Linked DNA regions of Homo sapiens: all the other regions are linked to region 1. Evidence: chromatin loops called from intact Hi-C (ENCODE). Cell type or tissue: PC-3. All regions are shown on one strand. Region 1 overlaps LAMP3 (lysosomal associated membrane protein 3). Region 2 overlaps MCF2L2 (MCF.2 cell line derived transforming sequence-like 2). Region 3 overlaps ATP11B (ATPase phospholipid transporting 11B (putative)). Region 4 has its middle 71 kb from the start of LINC02031. Region 5 overlaps MCF2L2 (MCF.2 cell line derived transforming sequence-like 2).

Region 1 (5,000 bases):
TTGCTATCTCCATAACTCTAAAAAATAAAAGCTTATCATGATAGTTCCTAATTGATCCATTTTAGACTTCCTGCTATAGCACATAAAGATTTGTGGTTACACAACTATTTTTGGGTAAATCAGTAAGGTATTAAGGCACACATTATTATAGTTTTATAAATATTGTCTGCTGTCAAGCCAAATCGTGTACTACAATCACAGTTTCTTTCTTGTCCAAATTTTCTTTTTCCTGGAATCTTTAATTAATTGCCACTCTGTCTTCTCTGACCTCTTCTGATACTTTTTTTCTCAGATCTCAGGTACACTGAATTGGGTTGATGGTGATCCTTGGTTCAGGACATAATTTCAGTGTTAGTTCGTACAATGACCTCACACATGTATCTTTTTAGCTATAATGACTAAGACATGGTTCTTCATTTATTTGCTCTTTTCTCCCAGTCTCTTCATTAGAGTATTCTATCAACTTCCCCTTTTACCCCAGACCCCTCCGTCTTTCCTCGGTTGAGATTTATTAGTCTCTGACCCAATCAATTACATTAAATGAATTGAGTAAGCGTTTTCTAATGGTATAAAGAAAAAACAGTCTTGATAAGTTTGTAAACTCTCACTTTTAAGCTCTCATAAATAATTTGGTCTGTTTTCTAATATTAGCTAAAAGTAATACAATAGAACCTTAGGAGTGACAAAAATGTTTTATAAAGTGGATAAAAATCATGTTTCTCAAGAGATCATCTGTAATCTGGTCACTGGTCACACAAATGTTTTTTGTTTGTTTGTTTGTTTGTTTTTGAGATGGAGTTTCGCTCTTGTTGCCCAGGCTGGAGTGCAATGGTGTGATCTCGGCTCACCGCAACCTCTGCCTCCCGGGTTCAAGCAATTCTCCTGCCTCAGCCTCCCGAGTAGCTGGGATTACAGGCATGTGCCACCACGCCCGGCTAATTTTGTATTCTTAGTAGAGATGGGGTTTCTCCATGTTGGTCAGGCTGGTCTCAAACTCACGACATCAGATGATCCGCCCGCCTCGGCCTCCCAAAGTGCTGGGATTACAGGCGTGAGCCACTGTGCCCGGCTGGTCTCTTTTATGTAAGCATATCCCACTTAGCAGGGAGTATGCCTGGAGTGACTTCTTACTCAGTTCAGGAAATAAGGATTATGATTATTGAATGTTAATTACTAAGAAAATATGGTTATTTAATCTTCTGACAGTCTTACATATTATTTGCTTACTTTATAAATTAGGAAATTGCAAGGGTAAATTACCTGCCCAAGGTCACAAAGCTAGTTAATGGTGGAGTTAAAAGTCAAGCTTTGTTTGATGCCAAAGCTCATCTTCTTTCCCCTCTAGCCTGCTTTCTGGACTGCATCACCAAACCTTACCCACTGTATTGTATTTGTTTTCTCTCTTAGTGGATGAGTGCTCGTCTGACTACACAATTGTGCTTCCTGTGATTGGGGCCATCGTGGTTGGTCTCTGCCTTATGGGTATGGGTGTCTATAAAATCCGCCTAAGGTGTCAATCATCTGGATACCAGAGAATCTAATTGTTGCCCGGGGGGAATGAAAATAATGGAATTTAGAGAACTCTTTCATCCCTTCCAGGATGGATGTTGGGAAATTCCCTCAGAGTGTGGGTCCTTCAAACAATGTAAACCACCATCTTCTATTCAAATGAAGTGAGTCATGTGTGATTTAAGTTCAGGCAGCACATCAATTTCTAAATACTTTTTGTTTATTTTATGAAAGATATAGTGAGCTGTTTATTTTCTAGTTTCCTTTAGAATATTTTAGCCACTCAAAGTCAACATTTGAGATATGTTGAATTAACATAATATATGTAAAGTAGAATAAGCCTTCAAATTATAAACCAAGGGTCAATTGTAACTAATACTACTGTGTGTGCATTGAAGATTTTATTTTACCCTTGATCTTAACAAAGCCTTTGCTTTGTTATCAAATGGACTTTCAGTGCTTTTACTATCTGTGTTTTATGGTTTCATGTAACATACATATTCCTGGTGTAGCACTTAACTCCTTTTCCACTTTAAATTTGTTTTTGTTTTTTGAGACGGAGTTTCACTCTTGTCACCCAGGCTGGAGTACAGTGGCACGATCTCGGCTTATGGCAACCTCCGCCTCCCGGGTTCAAGTGATTCTCCTGCTTCAGCTTCCCGAGTAGCTGGGATTACAGGCACACACTACCACGCCTGGCTAATTTTTGTATTTTTATTATAGACGGGGTTTCACCATGTTGGCCAGACTGGTCTTGAACTCTTGACCTCAGGTGATCCACCCACCTCAGCCTCCCAAAGTGCTGGGATTACAGGCATGAGCCATTGCGCCCGGCCTTAAATGTTTTTTTTAATCATCAAAAAGAACAACATATCTCAGGTTGTCTAAGTGTTTTTATGTAAAACCAACAAAAAGAACAAATCAGCTTATATTTTTTATCTTGATGACTCCTGCTCCAGAATCGCTAGACTAAGAATTAGGTGGCTACAGATGGTAGAACTAAACAATAAGCAAGAGACAATAATAATGGCCCTTAATTATTAACAAAGTGCCAGAGTCTAGGCTAAGCACTTTATCTATATCTCATTTCATTCTCACAACTTATAGGTGAATGAGTAAACTGAGACTTAAGGGAACTGAATCACTTAAATGTCACCTGGCTAACTGATGGCAGAGCCAGAGCTTGAATTCATGTTGGTCTGACATCAAGGTCTTTGGTCTTCTCCCTACACCAAGTTACCTACAAGAACAATGACACCACACTCTGCCTGAAGGCTCACACCTCATACCAGCATACGCTCACCTTACAGGGAAATGGGTTTATCCAGGATCATGAGACATTAGGGTAGATGAAAGGAGAGCTTTGCAGATAACAAAATAGCCTATCCTTAATAAATCCTCCACTCTCTGGAAGGAGACTGAGGGGCTTTGTAAAACATTAGTCAGTTGCTCATTTTTATGGGATTGCTTAGCTGGGCTGTAAAGATGAAGGCATCAAATAAACTCAAAGTATTTTTAAATTTTTTTGATAATAGAGAAACTTCGCTAACCAACTGTTCTTTCTTGAGTGTATAGCCCCATCTTGTGGTAACTTGCTGCTTCTGCACTTCATATCCATATTTCCTATTGTTCACTTTATTCTGTAGAGCAGCCTGCCAAGAATTTTATTTCTGCTGTTTTTTTTGCTGCTAAAGAAAGGAACTAAGTCAGGATGTTAACAGAAAAGTCCACATAACCCTAGAATTCTTAGTCAAGGAATAATTCAAGTCAGCCTAGAGACCATGTTGACTTTCCTCATGTGTTTCCTTATGACTCAGTAAGTTGGCAAGGTCCTGACTTTAGTCTTAATAAAACATTGAATTGTAGTAAAGGTTTTTGTAATAAAAACTTACTTTGGAGATTTGTGCATGTCATTTATTTTTTATGATTCATTTTTGTGCTGTATAAATTTTGTTTACAATCATCTTAGGTTTTTGCTCCGATCAATAAGTTAAATCATCTTTCTATAATTTGTTTCATTCTATTCTCCATTGCCACATTATCACTTGGTAGGAATTCCTGAGAAGATAAACCACATTAAAGTTACATATGAAATGTCTCAACTCTTAGCTTAGACTGACTGCATTACTAGTTTGCTTAAATGTCGCCACGTTTGTTCATTCATTCATTTGATCAGCATTGATAAGGATTTGCTAAATGCCAGATACTCTTGTAGGAGCTGAGATAAATAAGAGGTCCTATATTAGTTACCCATAGTGATCTGAGAGAAAGAGAGAGAGGGCTGGGAGCGGTGGCTGACACCTGTAATCCCAGCACTTTGGGAGGCCGAGGCAGTCAGGTCACGAGGTCAGGAGTTTGAGACCAACCTGGCCAATATGGTGAAACTCCGTCTCTACTAAAAGTACAAACAAATTAGCTGGGCATGGTGGTGTGCACCTGTAGTCCCAGCTACTCGGGAGGCTGAGGCAGAAGAATCGCTTGATCCCGGGAGACAGAGGTTGCAGTGAGCCGAGATCATGCCACTGCACTCCAGCCTGGGCGACAGAGCGAGACTCCATCTCAAAAAAAAAGAGAGAGAGAGAGACTGACCAAGATGAAAGCCGTCATATTTTTATAACCTAATCACAGAAGAAACATACTATCGCATGTCTGTTTATGGTTCACACAAACCATCTCTGGTACACTGTGGAAGGGGACTACACAAGGGCTCGAATATCAGATTTTAGTCCATTCTGTGCCATTATCACAGAATACCACAGATTTTTTGATAACTTACAAGCAATAGAAGTTGATTTGGTCATGGTTCTGGAGCCTGGGAAGTCCAAGATGGAAGGGCCAAATCTGATGTGCATCTTCTTGCTGCCTTGTAACATGGTAAAAGGCATCACATGGTGCGAGGACACAGAAGAGAGAGCAAGAGGGGGCCCCACACTTGTAATAATAGCATTAATCCATCCACGAGGGCAGAGCCATCATGACCCCACTGCCTCTTAAAGGTCCCGCTTCTCAACACTGTTGCATTGTAGATTAAGTTTCCAACATATGGTTTGGGGGACACCTTCCAACCACAGCGCCGGGAGAGGGAGGAACCCCTGGAGGCAGCGTGGATGCTGCCTACCTCAGGTGCCTACTGTCAAGGTGAACATTGTGGAATTCGTGGTTTACTTTTTGGAGGGAACTTCAGTAAATAAATTCCAGTATATATACTAAGATAAGTGGATTAATAGGAACATATACAAGGGATGATGAGAGCAAGGCCCTTTCCAGCCTGCTTCCAACCCTGCCCCAGGTGTAGCACCTCCTCAGGAGCACAGCCTCCCAATCCCTGGTGATGAAGGTCCATTGACCACAGGGTCTGGTGTTGACCCATTGGTCTACAGCACTGACGTCACGGCTTCACCTTCCTAAAAGAAAGTAGCCAGGATGGCTCCAGCCCCTACCCAATCTGCCCCACCTTTGTTCTTCTCACACTTTTCTTGCTTTGTAAGGTC
Region 2 (5,000 bases), 260 kb before region 1:
TCAAGTGCTTAATAATCACATGTGTCTAGTGGCTGTTGGATTCGGTAGTGCAGGTGAGAGGGAAGGTTCTCAGTCATGTTTGACTGAATATCTCCTTTTTATAACAAATGATTTGTATTGCCCTCTGCCATCCTAACATAAAATTTATAGATACTATATCTGCAAGGGTGGGCTCAACAACTACAACGAATATACTCCAAAGAGTATAGAGCTCCAACTGTAACCACCCTAGGGGTTCACCTTGCCTGCTGCCCAGACAGAACCAGGGGAATTACAATAGAGAAAGAGTAATTCATGCAGAGCCGGTTGTGTGGGATACTGGAGGTTTGTTATTACTCAAATCAGTCTCACCAAGCATTCAGGGAACAGAGTTTTTAAGGATAACTTGGTGGGTGGGGGGAAGCCAGTGAGCCAGGAGTGCTGATTGGCCAGAGATGAAATCACAGGGAGTCGGACCTGTCTTCTTGTGCTTAGTCAGTTCCTGGGCGGGGGGCCACAGATCAGGTAAACCCATTTATTGATCTGGATGGTGCCAGCTGATCCATCAAGTGCAGGGTTTGCAAAATATCTCAAGCACTGATCTTAGGAGCAGTTTAGGGAGGGTCAGGACCTTGCAGCCTCCAGCTGCATGACTCCTAAACCATCATTTCTAATCTTGTGGCTAATATTAGTCCTACAAAGGCAATCTAATCCCCAGGCAAGATGGAGGTCTGCTTTAGGAAAGGGCTGTTACCATGTTTGTTTAAACTAAACTAAATTTCTCCCAAAGTTAGTTCAGCCTACGCCCAGGAATGAACAAGGAGAGCTTGGATGTTAGAAGCAAGATGGAGTGGGTTAAGTTAGATCCCTTTCACTGTCTCAGTCATGATTTTGAAAAGGCGGTTTCAAAACACACATAACAGAAATTAAGTTCTTACTCTTTTACCAGTTCTGCATGTATGTTCCTGGTCAGCAGACAACTTTTCTCCATGTGGAGGTTCAGGAATGAAGGCTCCTTTGAGTTTCTGGTTCTTATTGTTGTTATGCGTGTCTGGGGAGCAGACAGGCTAAGAGAACATGGAAGGAGCATAGTGCTTCTTAAAATTCTCAGCTCAGAGATAGCATACAGCACATTCCATTGACTTGAACTTGTCACAGTCATTTGAACAAACTTAACAGCAAGGGAAGCTGGGAAATGTAGTGTAGCTATATGCCCAGGAAGGGAAAACTTAGGTGAACAGCCACACCTACCTATGCACATATTTTTAAAAATTAAAAAATAAAATATAAGGAACTGTAAAGGAGGAATCAAAGGAAACTAATTATAGTAAAGTAACATATCTTTCAATAGTATGTATTTCCACATGCATGTCTAGCTACATGAGAATAATGAAAGAGGTGCTTGCCCCTCAATTTGGAGTCACCAAAAATGTGATGGGTGCAAATGCTGGGATGTGGTGGGGTGATCAGATACCTGGAGTGACTTTATTAAGATTAAAAAAAAACCTCTTGGCCGGGCATGGTGGCTTACGCCTGTAATCAATCCCAGCACTTTGGGAGGCCGAGGTGGGCGGATCACCTGAGGTCGGGAGTTAAGAGACCAGCCTGACCAACACGGAGAAACCCCATCTCTACTAAAAATACAAAATTAGCCGGGTGTGGTGGTGCATACCTGTAATCTCAGCTACTTGGGAGGCTGAGGCAGGAGAATCGCTTGAACCCGAGAGGCGGAGGTTGTGGTGAGCCGAGATCGTGCCATTGCACTCCAGCCTGGGCAACAAGAGTGAAACTCCATCTCAAAAAATAAATAAATAAATAAATAAAATAAATAAATAAATATAAAAATTCTTTATGATTATTTGTAAAAACAGAGTCTAGGTTCAGAGCATTTTAAATGGATTTTTCACTTAAATTAAGCCTCTGGTAAGACATTTGGAAGTCACGTAGCATGTGGGGCAATTCTTTGTTTTATTATGGAGAATGGGTCATTTAGTATCCTAGGCCCTGAGATTTCCAAAGTGCTTACCAGGGAATGGTTCTGCCATTTCCCCAGTTAAAACCTTGTGTAGAGGAGAAAGGGAAAATAGATACTGGAAGGCAAAGAGCAGTAGGAAGATGCTTTGCAACCTTCCCCATCATTGGTCTTTGCCATCTTCCTGTAGGATTTCCTGTATTCTCAATTCACCTGTGCATGAAGCCTTCATGCCAGCTATCACCAGGGCCCTTTCAGCAATCACCTTATGTACCCCAAGCGCTTAATGTTTTCTGCACTAAAACTATTTGTCTTTCACTTAATGAAAAGGTACAAAATCATAGTAGGAGGAGTAAAGTTTATTTTAAGTTATCATTTTACTTAGTACCAAATAATTTGGGGTTGTTTGTATTCCTTGCATTCAAGGAATGCACTGGACTTTGGAATAATTATTCTTTCTTCCTATTGCATTACCGCGTTTCCTCAGAAGGTGGCACTAGATGCCATGTTGTAGGTTGCCCCACAGTTAAGTCCAGCTCTGTTTCCTTGATGCTTCTGCCTCTTAAGACTAATATTCAACAGTAGGTGGGTGTGCACAGTTAACCTTAGGGCCTCTCTGCTGTTCAGTATTGGTAGTAACCAAGGTAGAAGAAAACTTCACCTTTTTTCATTTAGGTGAGGATGGCTTTAATACAGTCAACTATAAAAAGGTAAAATTGGCCGGGTGTGGTGGCTCAACGCCTGTAATCCCAGCACTTAGGGAGGCCGAGGCAGACGGATCAGTTGAGGTCAGGAGTTCGAGACCAGCCTGGCCAACATGGTGAAACCCCGTCTCTACTAAAAATACAAAAATTAGCTGGGCGTGGTGGCATGTGCCTGTAATCCCAGCTACTCGGTAGGCTGAGGCACAATAATTGCTTGAACCTGGGAGGCGGAGGTTGCAGTGAGCGGAGATCACACCACTGCAGTCTAGCCTGGGTGACAGAGCGAGATTCCATCTAATAATAATAATAATAATAATAATAAAAGGTGAAATTAAATGGCATAATCACATTCTAGTGAATATTTTAGGGTATTTCAGTTCCTTGAAATGTTTTAGCCAGTCCCTCAGCAAATGTTGATTATGCAATTACTACAGTGTTATAATGCATCTTAATTTAGCTTTTCAAAGACGCAAATTCTCTGAATGCACATTTCTCTGAAACTTCCCATAGTTGTGAAACTGCAAAGAGGAAGAATATTATTAGATGAAAGCTGTTAATATCCTCATCAGTCACTGTAATGAGGTAGTTCAATATACTTGTCTTGATAAACATCTAATCTGTAGATCTCATCTTTGGAAATTTAGAGTAAACATATAGGATTAATAAAGAGGTACCTTCTGTGGAGGGATGACTGACCATCCAGACAAATCTCACATGGTTTCGTTCTACAGCAATTGGTTTCTGAGCACCTAAGACCCATATTAACAACACTCACAAGAGACTCATGCAGAAAAACCACAGCGCTAACTTATTCTTTACATAATATACTTATGTTTGCTCAATAACACATTCCTTTTCTTGAAACAAGTTTACAATTTACTTGGAAAATCAGATTATAAACAGAAGATTCTTATCAGGCTTGGAGTCAGCACCAGAGAGTTGGCTGGATGATCTTACAGTGGTGTCATCAGATAGACTGGTAACGTGGGTTGGACTCTCAGAGTGGGCTGGCCCTCTCTCCTTAGAATAGCATTGGCTGTACACTGCCCGCCTTTGCTCCTCTGAGTCCTCCTCTTCTATAGTTTCTTCGTGGACCACACATCCTCATTAATCACACAGTCCCCACTAACCACACCCCACACTGATATGTGTGTCTCAGATATGTTGAATACATTCAGTCATTTGTAGTTGGCCTTGCCTTGAGAGCCATGATTCCTCTTCAAGTGGTTTCTCTTCAAGGACATAACTTGGGAGGTGCATGCAGCTTAAGCTCCTATACTACTGGCTAGGGCAGAGGTTCCCAAACCCTCTCAATTCTCTGCGCCTTAGCATCTCAGTCTTTTTTTCATGGCCCCCCTAGGCCAAAAGCAATAACTAACATGTCAAACAACTTAATATGTATCTATGTCCTAACAACTTAGTAGCTGTTTGAAAAAATAATACATATAAATTAAAATATTATTTTTTCTCTCATTTTTATTCTTAAATAACTACAACTATCTTAAACCTTGCAATCAAACTAGATATCACCACCTTTATGTCTTGTTCCACATTGATTTGCACACTGTTTTTGCTTTTTATTCCAGCAAGTACCAAACCCCCAGCTTTATAAAGATGCAACACCATCTGCAAGAATATAATGCAATTTGATGTTGAAGTTGGGAACTACCTGGGCTGGGCGTGGTGGCTCATGCCTGTAATCCCAGCAGTTTGGGAGGCCGAGGCGGGTGGATCACCTAAAGTCAGGAGTTTGAGACCAGCCTGGCCAACGTGATGAAACCCCGTCTCTACTAAAAATACAAAAATTAGCTGGGTATGGTGGTGCACGCCTGTAATCCCAGCTACTCACGAGGCTGAGGCAGGAGAATCGCTTGAACCTGTGAGTCAGAGGTTGCAGTGAGCCGATATTGCACCACTGCACTCTAGCCTGGGCGACAGTGCGAGACTCTGTCTCAATAAAAGGAAAAAGAAATAGGGAACTACCTCAAGTAGTTCATATGGTAGTAGTAGTGCATATGGTGTCTGACAGATGTCAACTGTCACTGTGTTTCCCTCAAAAATTTAAAACAGTCACAGTGCTCCCATGAATTTACTGTGGTTCCCTGCTTACCTGCGACACAGTTTGGGGACTGTGGGGCTAGAACTTAGTCAAATGGCTCCATGCAGCTGCAAGGGGACTGGGAAATAGAATCTATTGAATTTGGTGGTCTCTGCTCTGAATTAAATGTGAATTTTCATATTTTTACTTTCACAGGGATATCTTAAATTACTATTTATAAATTCTTGAAGGGAAGCTGATTATTGCTTCCTTGTAATAATAATAATTATAATCATGGTCACCATTT
Region 3 (5,000 bases), 210 kb after region 1:
AACCCTGTGCTCAATCCGGTGAGCTAAAGGTAAGGAAGAAGGTGGGAGAGAGGACAAGTCAGGAAGACATACCAACAGCAGTTACATTAGTGGAGTGCTCACCACGTATGCCCCAGTGACTATGTAAGATGCTTCTCATGGATTGTCTCACTGAAAACTTAAACAGCCCTTAGGAATAGGCATCATGATCATCCCCAGTTTACAGATGAGGAAACCGTTAAGAATTTGTTCAAGGTCACCCACTTAATCTGGGGCTTGAATCTTGGTTTCTTTGCTTGCAGAGCCCAAACCCCTTTACCATAGCACTTCCTGCCTTATGATTATAAGAGGCAGACTACTCAGAAAACAGGAGGGAAAGCTCAAACCCAGCTGCTGTTAGTGGTACTGGTGGGAGGGCATGAAGATTTGATGAAAAAGGTGGCATTTAAAATACATCTTAAAGGACTTAGCGGGGGGGGGCATTTCAATAGCAGGAGATGGGGGGGAAAAGATATTCCAGGCTGAAGGAGGAGAAAGAGTGGCTATGTGTGGGCAGCAGTGTGGTGTGTATTCCGCAGAAGCTTAGCCTAAGTGTAAGGGAGTGGTACTGTCCCCTTGCAAAAAGACCAGTTGTGACTCACAGTGTGGTCCATAGATCAATGCTGATCCATAAACACTATTACTGGCCCATGAAGAAATAAGCATTTCTAATCTGTGAGAATAAGAGCTTAGAAATTTTTACAGCAGTTGGACAAAGTATGTTTATAACTGTTAAATTCAATAATTTAAAAATTGGGGCTTATTTTATATATCTTTTAGATTTAATTTTCCTATAATTCATTTTTATTGTATTTGTAAAAGCACTGGCTCAAGATAAACTGGAAATTAAAACAAAACAAGAAAATAACAAACTGGTCCTTCACCACATTTACTTGGAGAGAACTAAACCAGAAACTCAAAAGAGCAAGGATCTTGTCTGACACTTTAGTTTAACAACATGTGCTTTGCTCAAAGCTGGTGCTCAATCAACTGGGAGAAATTCATCGAGATGACACCCAGAAGGTAGCCAGCGCTTGAGTATCCATATATGTGCAAGACACTGCCTTGGTCTGGATCTGACCCTGGTAATCATCTTGCTTTGCATTCATCACCTTTCACCTTATTTTTATTATTTTTAGAGACAGGGTCTTGCTCTGTCATCCAGGCTGGAGTGCAGTGGCACAATCGATCCTAGCTCACTGCAGTCTCAACCTCCTGGGCTCAAGCAATCCTTCCACCTCAGCCTCCTGGGTAGCTACTACAGGTGTGCGTCATCATGTCAGGCTAATTTTTAATTTTAGTAGAGACAGGGTCTTACTATACGGCCCAGGCTGGTCTCAAACTCCTGGCCTCCAGTGGTCCTCCCACCTCAGCCTCTCAAAGTGCCGGGATTACAGGTGTGAGCTACTGAGCCTGGCCATCCTTTGCTTTAAAACTGAAGGACAGTTATTAAAATATGGACATCCCAACAGAGAAGGTAAACATCTTGAAATGTCAAAAATTTTAAGAAATGACTTCTTCAGATCACTTTTTGAACTAAGTGTATATATATGTGAATATATAGTTTGTATGTATATGTTTCCTTTTTTCTCTAAAGAAAAAAAAGAACTCAGCTGCTTTTTTTTTTTTTTTTTTTTTTCTGGAGGCCGAGTCTCACTCTGTTGCCCAGGCTGGAGGCTGGAGTGCAGTGGTGTGATCTTGGTTCACTGCAACCTCCGCCTCCTGGGTTCAAGCAATTCTCATGACTCAGCCTCCTGAGTAGCTGGGACTACAGGCACACACCACCACGCCCAGCTAATTTTTTGCATTTTAGTAGAGATGAAGTTTCACCATGTTGCCCAGGCTGGTCTCAATCTTCTGAGCTCAGACAATCCGCCCACCTCAGCCTCCCAAAGTGCTAGGATTATAAGCATGAGCCACCGTGGCCAGCCTCAGCTGCTTTTAAAATGCTGAATGTTGGCTGTGTTTCTGTAAAGCTATCTATAGAAAATGCTATACTGTTCTCTAGCAAACCTCCAAGCTCTACTACTTTCCCATATATACATCTTTGATCTCAATATTCAGGAACTGGGAGCTCGGGCCAGAGTACCTGTATAGACATAGTTGCCAGTATAATTGGGTGAGGAGAATGGGAGTGGAGCATTTAGAGCCCATTTCATTCAAAGTAAGGAGAGGAAATCATTACATTTTTGGGGGAAATCATTACATGTTTTGGGAGACCACTTTTAAATAATAGAAAAGAAAAAAAAAGCATAGTAATGGGAGTGAGACCCCACCTAGTGGTACCAAGAGGTAACTTTTAATTTACTAGAAGTTGTGATTGGTAAGCCTCACTTTCCACCACACTTGCTCCCAGGAATGACCACATAATTTAGTGCTAGAAAGGCTGTCAAGCAAAACAACTATGTCTATTCAACATGACTATGCACAGATAATAAAAATGCTCATCTTCACAGAAATTGCCTTTTGAAATAAATTCTGGCTCACTGCTTTTATTTCCATTATTTTCATGTCAATGACAATAAACACTAAGACATTTCTTATTGCTTATACAAAATATTTTCCTGAAACCTTACAACCTTCCTTAAATCTTATAAATTTTAGAAAAATGTCTCACATTTCTAACATTTTTTAGTCACACCTATGACATTCTATCAAATCAAATAAAGGTTTTTGTTTTTTAAAGTTTAGATAATAACTGTCAAACAATTAACCATGCTAGGTCTTTTGCCCTTAAAGGTGTTCTATATACTGGATAATCAAAGTGAGCACCTTGCATGGCCTTCAAGGAGTTATTTGGAAAGAAGGCTTAAACTCTAATTTTAAAAACAAAAATGAAAAAAGAAGAGGTTTGTGTTTAAGGAAATGTTTTTCTTTTTAATGTAAAATCAAGTCATCAAATGTTACTGATTTTCAAATCTGATTAAGAATCATAAAATCTCTAAAACAAGTAATGAGCTTCATCTCATAATTCAGAACTGCAATGGAGATAGCCAGGTAGTGATGAAATCTGGGTAACTGGTATATCTTACTCAAGGCCTGTTTCTCCAAAACATTCTTCAAGCTCATATTCACTCTTCTAAACTCCCTTTCCTCTCTCCTTCCCTCTAAGTAAAATAAACAACTTAGAAAGATTGTTATAAAATACTTCCATACTGTCTTTTAGGGATTTCTTAAGAGAAGGAGATTTCTGTATGTATTACATACCTAAGAATATGGGCCAGGTGCGGTGGCTTACTTCTGTAATCCCAGACCTTTGGGAGGCAAGGAAGGTGAATCACTTGAGGCCAGGAGTTTGAGAACAGCCTGGCCAACAACGCGAAACCCTGTCTCTACTGAATATACAAAAATTAGCTGCGTGTGTAGTCCCAGCCCGTCTGTAGGCTGAGGCAGGAGAACTGCTTGAACCCAGGAGGTGGAGGTCGCATTGAGCCAAGATGGTGCTTCTGCACTCCAGCCTGGGCAGCAGAGTGAGACCCTATGTCTAGCTCAAAAAAAAAAAAAAAAAAAAAAAAAGAAAATAATAATATGAGAATTATATTGATTCGGTAAATTTATTTTAATAATCTGGCTTATTCTTAGTTTGAAAGAGGACTAAGGGCCTTTTGTTTTAATGTATTCTACTGGTTACATAAATAACAACATATGACTAGGAATTTGTAATTTAGGTGAGGAAGAAATTAATACCTGTGAAAAATGATAAAATCCCCAAATTTAATGCAGACGGTAAATTAATGTCACAGGCTGTAAGAGAGAATTCACTTATCATTCCTTGGCAAAAGTCACCATAATAAGGCTCCTGTTATTTAATGGGAACATTCTAAGAACCCAATTCTCAGCTGTACTGTACATTTAATGGACATATTAAAGCAAAGCAGTACCAGATCCACATCATATGAAATATCCACTAGAACTTAAATGTGTGGGGACCTTTTATTACAGAGGACACAATTTTATAGTTTTAGTCAGGTCTTAGGAGATTATCTGCTTTGTAGACTATCCAAGGCATAACATAAATCCTAGGCAGCAGCAAGCTCTTCACATGAGCTTTCTTTGGCGCTCAATCAGAGCCTATTAAAAAAGCCTAAACATCTTTCTATAGCAAGGCACAATGCAACAGAAATATACTGTAAATATAATCATATGAAGCATACCAAAACACACAAAAATTCAGGATTCTTTTGAATATCTTTTCAACTGATGATATTTAATAACAGAGTTGATTAATTTTTCATTTAGGGTAATCCACTAATCTAATTTAAAACTGTATCTTATAGAATAGTCCAGATTCTTCAAATTATTCTACCTGTTCCAGGGTCTGATTTATAGTGTGGTTAAAAGATTTACAATTTTCAAGTGGCTTTGTTACAAAGTTTCATCACTGCTTCTCCCATATGAGACAACAGCACTTTCTTGACTAGTAATTACAATAAATAAAATAGCAATTAGTCCAAATAATACAATTATTAGTGGCAGGAAATTTTATCCTCCATCATTACTACCAATCCAAATATTCTGCATATCCCTATTAGGTCTCGAAATGGTTGTCAGGGTTATTCCTCGAGAGAAGAGAAAATCAAGCTCTCATCAATTCTTCTTTCTTTCTTTTTTTTTTTTTTTGAGACGGAGTCTCACTCTGTCGCTCAGGCTGGAGTGCAGTGGTGCCATCTCAGCTCAATGCAAGCTCCGCCTCCCAGGTTTATGCCATTCTCCTGCCTCAGCCTCCCGAGTAGCTGGGACTGCAGGCATCCGCCACCACACCTAGTTAATTTTTGCTTTTGTATTTTTAGTAGAGACGGGGTTTCACCGTGTCAGCCAGGATGGTCTCGGTCTCCTGACCTCATGATCCACCCGCCTCAGCCTCCCAAAGTGCTGGGATTACAGGCGTGAGCCACCATGCCCGGCCTTCTTCTTCTTCTTCTTTTTTTTTTTTTTAAAACAGATACAACTATGAAAATTTATGAGCCAGGTGTGGGGGTTCA
Region 4 (5,000 bases), 410 kb after region 1:
AAGTTTAAAACTAAAGTCTGTTTTGCAAACAGCTCAGTCCTACCATAAGTTGTTTTTAACAAAAATGAGGACTAAAGAGAGAAAAATTATGTTTTAAAACTTATACATCTGTCATTGGCTTGTAGTCTCATTAATTGTTTTTAAGTTCTTGCCTACATTTTAAACTAACCCTGTTTATTTCTGTCAATCTCTGGCTGCAGCTCAAAGGAAACAAAAAAGCATGGGTAATGTAAAAATCTGGAAACATGTTCTAGTTCTGGGCAATTATCCTACAAATACTGACAGGTAACCTATAACCCCAAGGTTTCCTTTTTTTCAGGGAAGGTGAGACCAAGGAAGCTAAACAAAGCCAAGCCCCATACACCCACTTACAATAGCACAATCCATTTAAATGGCTTGCAGGTATCAAACAAACTCAGTAGTCATGGTTATGGCCTATTGTGCCCCCATTAATAATGGCAGTCTTAATACTCACAGTTGAACCCTATATTCTAAGCCCCCTTGTAAACTTTATCTCTTCTCACCTAGAAACCACCAAGCTTCAAATGGTGCTTTAAATAAAGCTGAAAATGAAACCTCCCTTCTACCAGGAACCCTTAAATCAACCCCAGGAGGAGCCCTAGCTGCTGTTCCCCACACAATGCCCCTCTCCAGCAGGAAGTAGCCAGAAGAAGTCATCACCCAATTCCCCCTAACGGCAGTTAGGGATTCCATTTCAGAGGGGGGAAATATGTTATAGGAGGCAGAGAGAAATTATTTAGGTGAGTCCCTGGCAGAAAACTTTCCTTTTAACAAAAAGCAGCTCAGACATAGCTCCCTTTCTAATCTCATGCAGTTCAAAAAGTCACTTCTCTTCTAACAACAAGCAGCCTGAAAGAGCAAACAGTAAAACACAGATAAGACAGCTCCCACACAGAAGGAGCTGGGGAAAATCTCCTGGGTAATCACCAAACTTCACACCTATACAGTGGGTCTCAGTGAAACAGTGGGCCTTAATAAGCACATTCCTTTCCCTTTTAGGTGTACTAAGATAGGGAAGCTAAAAGCAGACTTGAGCCTGTAATCCCAGCACTTTGGGAGGCCGAGGTGGGCGGATCACTAGGTCAGGAGATCGAGACCATCCTGGCTAACACGGGTGCTTTCTGTATGTCAAGTGCCACACTATTAATTCTTTTTTTTTTTTTTTGAGACAGAGTTTTGCTCTTGTTGCCCAGGCTGGAGTGCAATGGCACGATCTCGGCTCACCACAATCTCCGCCTCCCAGGTTCAAGCGATTCTCCTGCCTCAGCCTCCTGAGTAGCTGGGATTACAGTCATGCACCACCATGCCTGGCTAATTTTGTATTTTTATTAGAGATGGGGTTTCTCCATGTTGGTCAGGCTGGTCTTGAACTCCCCACCTCAGGTGATCCGCCCACATCAGCCTCTCAAAGTGCTGGGATTACAGGTGTGAGCCACTGTGCCTGGCCTCACACTATTAATTCTTTTAATTTACTTACCCATCTTGTGAGATAGGTACTACTTTATTACCATTGTAGTTCCTGTTTTACAGAGGAGGATAGTAGACACACTAAGATAAAGTTATTTGTGAAGCTAACCACACACCTAGTAAGTGGCAGAGCTAGGGTTTGAACCCATGCCATCTGCCTTTGGAGATTCTAAGATGATAGACCCTCACTTTGGTATGACTTCCATCTGTGAAAGCCCCTCCTACAAAACCCCTCACTGCCACTCCATCCTAAAATCTAGATGGAGTCTCGGACTGACCACAAACTAGTTCACTTTTTCTCTTATTCCTTCCTCACAACTTAGACACTCAATGATCTTGTAGTTGCCAAAGACTAGGACTTTTTCAGTCTTTTTCTCACCACCTAATCTAAAGAGACACCTGTGGTCAGTTGGACCTTGTGGCTAACTCGCTGGAGAAATTGCAGTTGAAGTTGAAGGGCTACTCTTAACCTTCACATTTATCTTGCCCTGTTGATATCCACAGCACTAGGCATGGTATGTTCTTTGGAACACATGCCCAGTGAGTCCCAAAGTCACAAGGTTATTTGATTTATTTTATTAGCATGAGCTTGCTTATTGGCCCATTTTTAAATGCAATGTATTATGTACAGTTCAATGTACTATGGACAGGACTGCTTAAGTTAATTTGAACTAAATGTATAAAAATGTTAATGGTTAAACACTTTTTCCTTTTGAAAACAATTTTTAAAAATTTTAATTGTGGTAAAAACATACAATTTAGCATTGAAACCATTTTAAAATGTGTAGTTCAGTAGCATTAAGTATATTCACATGGCTGTGCCACAGATCTCCAACGATTAAGCACTTTTAAAACAATACAGTTCTAGGGGAGATATTACTATTTTTGTTAGGAAAGAATAAAATGTCTCAAATATTGTGAATTTAGACAACTGGAAAATATTGGTAGAGAACTTGGGAGGCTGAAATTGGGAAAGAGAAAATGTGGGAAGCTAGAAATAGGCAATTTGGGAGGTGGAAATTTTGGGGAGAGGCTATGGTTATCTCCGAGTTGTAGTATTGATGATTTTTTGTTAGTATTTTAAATTTGATGGCTTTCCTATACTGTACATGGGTTACTTTTTGTTTACCAGGAAGCACAGCTTCCTGGCAGGTGTCAAACAATCTACCCCAGCAATAGTTCAACAGTAGGATATTTTTAGGCATATTTTTGTAAGAGAACTTTTCTGTTCTTACCCAAGATGAAACAGTTTCAGAAGTTTGGGCACAAAAGGTTCGAGGAAGCTGCTGACAACTGAGGCTTCTCAGGGTTATTCAGTTAGTTCAGAAGATCTTGCTTGTATTCCTAGGTTTTCTGACTAGCTGGAGCACTTTGTCCAAGGCATTGAGCAACAAATTAAAACATCCTTTGGTGCCACCTTATGCTAAGTGGGAGAAACTGCAGCTATTTAAACTGATTTCACAATTAGACTCAGTAGCTTTAATCTCCAGGAATTAGAGAGATAAGGAACCTATTTCCCTCCCTCCCTCCCTCCCTTCCTCCCTCCCTCTCTTCCTTCCTTCCTTCCTTGCTTCCATTTTTCTCTCTCTCTGTTAATAATTTCAACTTTTATTTTAGATTCAGGGGTACAAGTGTAGGTTTGTTACATGGGTATATTGTGTGATGATGCTGAGGTTTGGGGTATGGATGATTGCATCACCAGGTAGTGAGCACAGTACATAGAATGAGGTAGTTTTTCAGCCTACACTCCCCTCTCTCCCGCCTCCCTCTTGTAGTACCCAGTGTCTGTGGTTGCCGTCTTTATGTTCATGTGTACTCAATGTTTAGCTACCACTTATTAGTGAGAACATGCGGTATTTTTTTTTATTTCTGTGTTAATTCACTTAGGATAATGGCCTTTAGCTGCATCCACATTGCTACAAAAAACAGAATTTGTTCATTTTTATGGCTGCAGAGTGTGCCATGGAGCACATGTACCACATTTTCTTTATCTAGTCCACCATTAATGGGCACCTAGATTGCTTCTGTCTTTGCTATTGTGAATAGTGCTGCAACGAACATACAAGTGCATGTGTCTTTTTTTGTAGAACAATTTATTTTCCTTTAGATATATACCCTGTAATGGGATTTGGGATTGCTGGGTGGAATGGTAGTTCTGTTTTAAATTCTTTGAGAAACCTCCAAACTGCTTTCTACAGTGGCTGAACTAATTTACATTCTCGCCAACAGTGCATAAGTGTTCCCTTTTCTCTGCAGCCTTTCCAGCATCTGTTATTTTTTTTACTTTTTAATAATAACCCTTCTGGCTGGTGTGAGATGGTATCTTATTGTGGTTTTGATTTGCTTCTCTGATGATTAGCGATGTGGGGCATTTTTTTCATATGTTTGTTGGCTGCTCGCATATCTTTTGAGAAGTATCTGTTCATGTCCTTTGCCCATTTTTTAATGGGGTTGTTTTTTGCTTGCTGATTTAAGTTCCTTATGGATTGTGGATATTAGACCTTTGTCAGATACATAGTTTGTGAAGATTTTCTCCCATTCTGTAGGTTGTCTGTTTTCTTTGTTGAAAGTTTATTTTGCTGTGCAGAAGCTCTTTAGTTTAATTAGGCCCCACTTACCAATTTTTGTTTTTGTTGCAATTGCTTTTGGGGATTTAGCCATAAATCAATGCTGATGTCAAGAAGTGTAGTTCCTAGGTTTTCTTCTAGGATTTTTATAGTTTGAGGTCTTACATTTAAATCTTTAATCGATCTTGATTTAATTTTTGTATATGGTAAAATGGATCTAGTTTCATTATTCTGCAGATGGCTGGCTAGCTATTCTAGTGCCATTATTGAATAGGGAGCTCTTTCCCCATTGCTTAACTTTGTTGACTTTTTATTTTTTATTTTTTTCATTTTTTAATTTTTTAGACGGAGTCTTACTCTGCCGCCAGGCTGGAGTGCAGTGGTGCTATCTTGGCTCACTGCAACCTCCGCCGCCCTGGTCCAAGTGATTCCCCTGCCTCAGCCTCCCAAGTAGCTGGGACTACAAGCGCGTGCCACCATGCCTGGCTAATGTTTTGTATTTTAGTAGAGACAAGGTTTCACCATGTTGGCCAGGATGGTCTCGATTTCCTGACCTCATGATCCACCCGCCTCGGCCTTCCAAAGTGCTGGGATTACAGGTGTGAGCCACTGCGCCCGGCCTTTATTTTTGTTGACTTTTTGAAGTTCAGCTGGCTGTAGGATAGTGGCTTTATTTCTGGGTTCTCTACTCTGTTCCATTGGTCCATGTGTCTGTTTTTGTACCAATACCATGTTGCTTTGGAGGAACGTATTTTTCTAACTATAGATGTTAGTTTCTTTCAGTTTTAAAAATGTATTATTATGTGATGTGATACTTGTATTGTTTGATACTAGGATTCATGATTCAGTTAAATATTGTTTTGGACAAATACCTGTGTGAAATTTATAAACATTGGTATCATGTCCTAAGACTCATTTGGGATGATACACATAAAAGGACTTTGT
Region 5 (5,000 bases), 150 kb before region 1:
ACTGCACATCCGTGGGTGCAGGGGGCGAGGGGGTGCGGGGCATGGGTGGCGAGGATCCTCTCTTTTACACCTCAGCACCTGTCTTTCCCAGATAAGAATCATAATATTTATCCTCTATACTAACCTTCATTTATGTACCTGAGAACAAAATTTGTGGATCCCACAAAAGCAACAAGCAAAAGAGCTTAAAGTGACATCTTAGAAACCAAACTTCTAAGAATACAGTGTTTTAAAAAATTGGGCTATCAAGAGAATATTACATGTAAGCTAATGTTGATATTGACTGAATTATTGGTTTAAACACATTTAAAGTCTCTTGGTTCCCCAAAGACACAAATTTATACAAATGCTGTTTTTGCTCTGTAGAAAGGTGTTTGCATCCTCAGAAATGCTGTGCCATTTAGAAAGCCTAAATTAGGGAGGTAAAAGCCAAAAATAACACGGGGAAATTTATTTTAAAAAAATATTTATACTCAGAATCCCCATCATGATACCTGTTCTAGTGCTAGTCACATTATTTATACCCACGCTGGTTGACTTGTAAGCTTTTATCCATGGCGTCTATCATAATGCTTGACTCTTAGCAGGCCTCTGAAAAATGTCTGTAGAATGAATGAACAAACATCTTTAGGAATGTGCTCCTTGATTAAACATAATATTAACTAGACTACTTTATATTCTTTCACTTACGGTGTATTCAAAGAAACATGTGGGCTCTTACTGATTGCCATGTTCCTGGAGTTATAATGAATGGCCCAATTCAGCATGTGGGCGTTGAATGGTATAATCTCTGAAAAACACCATTTGGCAATGATATGTTCTCTAGTTTTCCTTAAGTGACAGTTTATCTTTTGAGACTTTTACTAAAACTCATACCTACTTTTGTAAGAGTCTTAGTGTTCTTTAAGTTAGTTGATGAATTATTGTATTAACTTATAACAGGCCAGGTGTGGTGGCTCAGGTCTGTAATCCCAACACTTTCCAACACTTTGGGAGGCTGAGGTAGGAGGATTGCTCGAGCCCAGGAGTTGAAGACCAGCCTGAGCAACATAGTGAAGACACCATCTCCACAAGAAATTAAAACATTTAGCGGGATGTGGTGGGGTGCACCTGTAGTCTCAGTTACTCAGGAGACTGAGGTGAGAAGATTGCTTGAGCCCAGGAAGCTAAGTCTGCAGTGAGCTAAGCTGTGATCACACAGCTGCACTGCAGCCTGGGTGACAGAGCAAAACCCTGTCTCAAAGAGGAAGAAAAAAAACAAAAAACGTATGGCAGACTGCCAAATCATACTTATGAGAAACACAAAGGAATAAAGTTACAGCACTCAACTAAAGAAACAAAAATATCTTTATGTTCTTGCAAAAGAACTTTGAGAAAAGGCAAAATTAGCCACTGAGTTAATCAAGAGGTAGAATCTGTAAGACTACTGTTTTTGTTCTACCACCAGCTTTGACTAAATACCTTAAGATCACCAGTCTTTGCTGCAACTGTTTAATCTGTATTTCCTTATTCCTTTTTGATTTTATAGATTTGAGTTTTGCTGCATAACTAAACAAATTTGCTTGGTATATAGAAGGCTTTCAGATTTTGGGGAGATGATTAATTATTCAGAACCCTAAGTGGACACTGTACAAGGCATGGTTGCCTTCAGAACTTACAGCTCGTAAAAAAACACATGGAATGATTAGTAGGTAGTACGATAATATATGTGACTAAATATAAATTTGGGGAGAAGGGAAGGAAGAGATGCTTAAGGGAAGAGAGGAGGTAGAATTGGATTTCCAAAATTTCAACAGGTATAGGAAAAACAGTGCTCTTGGCAAGGGAAACCAACTTAAGCAAGGTATGGTCATGATTGACATTTGTGATAGATAATAGTGGCAGTGATAAAAAAAAAAAAACCAAGCTATAGGGAATGAAGGAGGAAAAGTTTACGTAGGGCGTTGAAAACCAGGTAGAAGAGTTTAGATTTGATGCTGGAGGCAGTGAGGAGTCTTTGAGGTCTGGAGTAAAGGAATATTGTAATGAAAGCTATGATTAAGGATTGTGTCACTGCAGAATGCGGAAGTGATCGGAAGGAAAACTGACTCAAAGAGACATCGAATATTCCTCTCATTATTATCACAGAATGAATAACCTTGCATATCAAGAGTTCTCTGGTTCTATTCTCATTGCAGCTATAGCATCCAATTAAAGTCCCCAAATATAGGTCATTAATTAATTCTTCCAAGTCATCACATTTTAGTACCAACTACAAACACTCCTACCACGACTTGCAAGTAAAAAGTTCTACCATAAACAAATAATTCGGATGCTTACAAGTTTTAAATATAGATTGAGTTACACAATATGCCATGTGAAGAACTGAGCAGGAATCAGGTAAAAACAGATGAGAGCACATTACATGCAACTATATCGAAGCACCAGACACTCCAAAGTAGGTGTAAGGGCATTCCTGATATTAAGAGATTAGGGTTAAAATTGACTGTATTTCAGACAGCTAACCGTGTCAAAGAAAAGGAAAACGTAACCTTTTCAAATGGTATCTTAAAGCGCTATAACTACAGGTGATTTCATCCCTCTCTCAACAGATTATAGTCATGCATTGCTTAACAATGAGGATAAGTTCTGAGAAATGCATTTTTTTTTTTTTTGAGACAGTCTCGCTCTGTCGTCCAGGTTGGAGAGCAGTGGCACAATCTCAGGTCATTGCAACCTCCCTTTCCCAGGTTCAAGCAATTCTCCTGCCTCAGCCTCCCGAGTAGTTGGGATTACTGGTGTGTGCCACCACACCTGGCTGATTTTTGTATTTTTAGTAGAGATGGGGTTTCACCATGTTGGCCAGGCTGGTCTCAAACTCCTAACCTCAGGTGGTCCACTTGCCTCGGCCTCCCAAAGTGCTGGGATTACAGGCGTGAGCCATGGCGCCTGGCCAATAAATGCATCTTTAGGTGACCACATCGATGTGCAAACATCCCAGGTTATACATACGAGAACCTAGATGGAATAGCCTACTAGACACCTAGATATATGGTAGAGCCTATTGCTCCTGGGCTAGAAACCTGTACAGCATGTTGCTGTACTGAATACTGCAGGCAATTGTAAGACAATGGAAAGTATTTGTGTATCTAAACACATCTAAATATACAAAAGGTACAGTAAAAATCTGAAATAAAAGATAAAAAATGGTACACCTGTATAGGGCAGTTCCATTACAATTTCATGGGACTATCATCATATATGTGATCCATCGTTAACCGAAACGTCATTTTGTGGCACATGACTACATTAGGAAAGAACATCTCCCCATCCAGATATTCCAGCATGAGTCATTTAACAAAAAGTACATCTTAGGTGGCTCTATAATGCAGAGAACATGATAATCCTATAGGAACAGGGCTAAGACCATGTAGTACATTAAGACAGAAGGAATGATTATATAAGCAATGTTCATGAAAAAGTTTAAATACACATCTCATGATAATTTTTCAGTTGTTTATTGGAAACTATAGATTTTTTTTAAACTCACTAATTATTTTGCCATACAAGAGCAAAATTCAAGTAATACAAATATTTAACATTTTGGTATAAAATTAACAATATGGAAAAAAGATGCAAACCAACCAAAAGGTAAAAAAATTTTAACAATAACACTGTGTATAACCATCTTCTATTCAAGTGACCATCCAAGCTGATAGTTTATTTTCCCTTTGTTGACATTTTTTAAAAAGATAGCCCTACACTGGAGCACCAAAAAGTTTTTTCCTTCTTTTTTAAAAGGTTGGAACCCTTTTATTTACAGATACTCTTCTCAGTACTTTAAGTAAGTGTGATGAAGGAATCATCTAGCAACTTCCTTCTTAGAAAAAAAGGAAGTGCCTTCATATTTCCTTGAAATTTAAACTTGTTCCATTCTATTCTAAGCAAAAATTAAAAGGACACAGTTCAGAAGAGCTCTTTCAGCAAATAAATAATTGTTTCACAAAAGCACTGCTGTAAACAAGATCACTTTGATGGCCAGAGACACTTATGTTTTCAACCAATGGCAACCTTAAACACTTCCAAGTATAGATACACAGGGTATATATGGGCAAAAGGCAATACATCATTAATCAATCAACTAATAAAAATTAATTATAAGCTTGTTGCTTGGTCAAATATGCTTTTGTTCTCTATGTTTTTTTAATTGGTCAGAAAACTTAAACTGTAATGATCTAAAACCCTGTATCTACTCTGAAAGTAACTACAACCTAGAATGTTTGACACTGTAGTTTTGACATTAGTTAAAAATTCTAAATTATCTAAGCAATGTAAACAAGCCTCAAATTTCAAAATAGAAAAAAATTAAAATTTCTGTAAACATTAAAAAGCTACCTGCTAAAAATTGTAAGTATCATCATTCAGTTGTGTATACTGAGAAATCTTTTTTCGTTTTGTTTTGCGTGTTTCCGACATCACCTTATTATATGAGACATCTGATTTTCCCTAACAGGTGCCTCTGCAGTCAAAGGCCTTAGAGTGAGTTCAGTCACTCTTGCTGAAGTCATTATTTTGGCCTTCATATAATCTCCCTAGCAGTAGACACCACCTAGTTCTTTCTGTAGTGAAGGGAGGTAGTGTGTATTATAGCCACATTTTTATCCTGCTTTGTAAAATAAATGTAACTTACTCTATTAGATCTCAGACACATCTCTTTGATTACAAGGAACATGCAGCTTTAAAAATGCTTTAACCCCAAACTGGCAACTTTTCTATCACTTTTTTACTCTGTTTTCAAGTTTGAAATATTTAGAAAATAAAGATCACCTCTGACAGTTATTGATGAAAAATAAATTGTTTTAGATATTATAACTTTGATGTTTAATGCTCTCAATTTAAAACTCTGAACTTGGAACAAAGTGCTGTGGTTTATAAGACCTTGTTGGGGAGGAGTGGGTTAATTTTAGTAATCAGTACAAGGATTTAGACACTAAGATTTCATTTTATAAAATTATGGAGAC

The links. Peaks named below come from ENCODE experiments on the same cell type or tissue, not always from the same donor. Only the 100,000 strongest peaks of a DNase experiment are listed, where the experiment ranks them.
Region 2: it touches region 1 in a loop (6-fold over the local background); 106 of 110 quality-filtered maps call a loop at or near these places.
Region 3: it touches region 1 in a loop (9-fold over the local background); 6 of 110 quality-filtered maps call a loop at or near these places.
Region 4: it touches region 1 in a loop (8-fold over the local background); 14 of 110 quality-filtered maps call a loop at or near these places.
Region 5: it touches region 1 in a loop (5-fold over the local background); 4 of 110 quality-filtered maps call a loop at or near these places.

Annotation. Positions count from the first base shown.
Region 1 is chr3:183,120,622-183,125,621 of GRCh38, reverse strand. LAMP3 (lysosomal associated membrane protein 3) reads left to right here. Exons shown (of 6, transcript NM_014398.4): 6 at 1,408-3,407. The coding sequence ends at 1,541. Among named protein-coding and RNA genes, the nearest start is that of MCCC1, 24 kb to the right of the region's middle. In PC-3, a CTCF peak has its summit at 3,108 (motif pointing left); DNase peaks (open chromatin) are centred at 1,541 and 3,191; H3K27ac peaks cover 2,830 bases.
Region 2 is chr3:183,380,029-183,385,028 of GRCh38, reverse strand. The region is part of intron 2 of MCF2L2 (MCF.2 cell line derived transforming sequence-like 2); the gene reads left to right. Among named protein-coding and RNA genes, the nearest start is that of MCF2L2, 46 kb to the left of the region's middle. In PC-3, a CTCF peak has its summit at 2,452 (motif pointing right); DNase peaks (open chromatin) are centred at 2,468 and 3,678; H3K27ac peaks cover 1,504 bases.
Region 3 is chr3:182,906,731-182,911,730 of GRCh38, reverse strand. All of the region lies in intron 28 of ATP11B (ATPase phospholipid transporting 11B (putative)), which reads right to left. Among named protein-coding and RNA genes, the nearest start is that of DCUN1D1, 71 kb to the left of the region's middle. In PC-3, a CTCF peak has its summit at 2,280; no DNase peak of the experiment used is centred here.
Region 4 is chr3:182,712,142-182,717,141 of GRCh38, reverse strand. No RefSeq gene overlaps it. Among named protein-coding and RNA genes, the nearest start is that of LINC02031, 71 kb to the right of the region's middle. RefSeq lists cis regulatory regions at 1,875-1,964, 2,742-3,007. In PC-3, a CTCF peak has its summit at 2,892; a DNase peak (open chromatin) is centred at 2,871.
Region 5 is chr3:183,271,867-183,276,866 of GRCh38, reverse strand. All of the region lies in intron 15 of MCF2L2 (MCF.2 cell line derived transforming sequence-like 2), which reads left to right. It overlaps B3GNT5 (UDP-GlcNAc:betaGal beta-1,3-N-acetylglucosaminyltransferase 5), which reads right to left. Exons shown (of 2, transcript NM_032047.5): 2 at 3,482-5,000. Among named protein-coding and RNA genes, the nearest start is that of B3GNT5, 21 kb to the right of the region's middle. In PC-3, no CTCF peak of the experiment used is centred here; DNase peaks (open chromatin) are centred at 1,236 and 2,026; H3K4me3 peaks cover 992 bases; H3K27ac peaks cover 3,381 bases.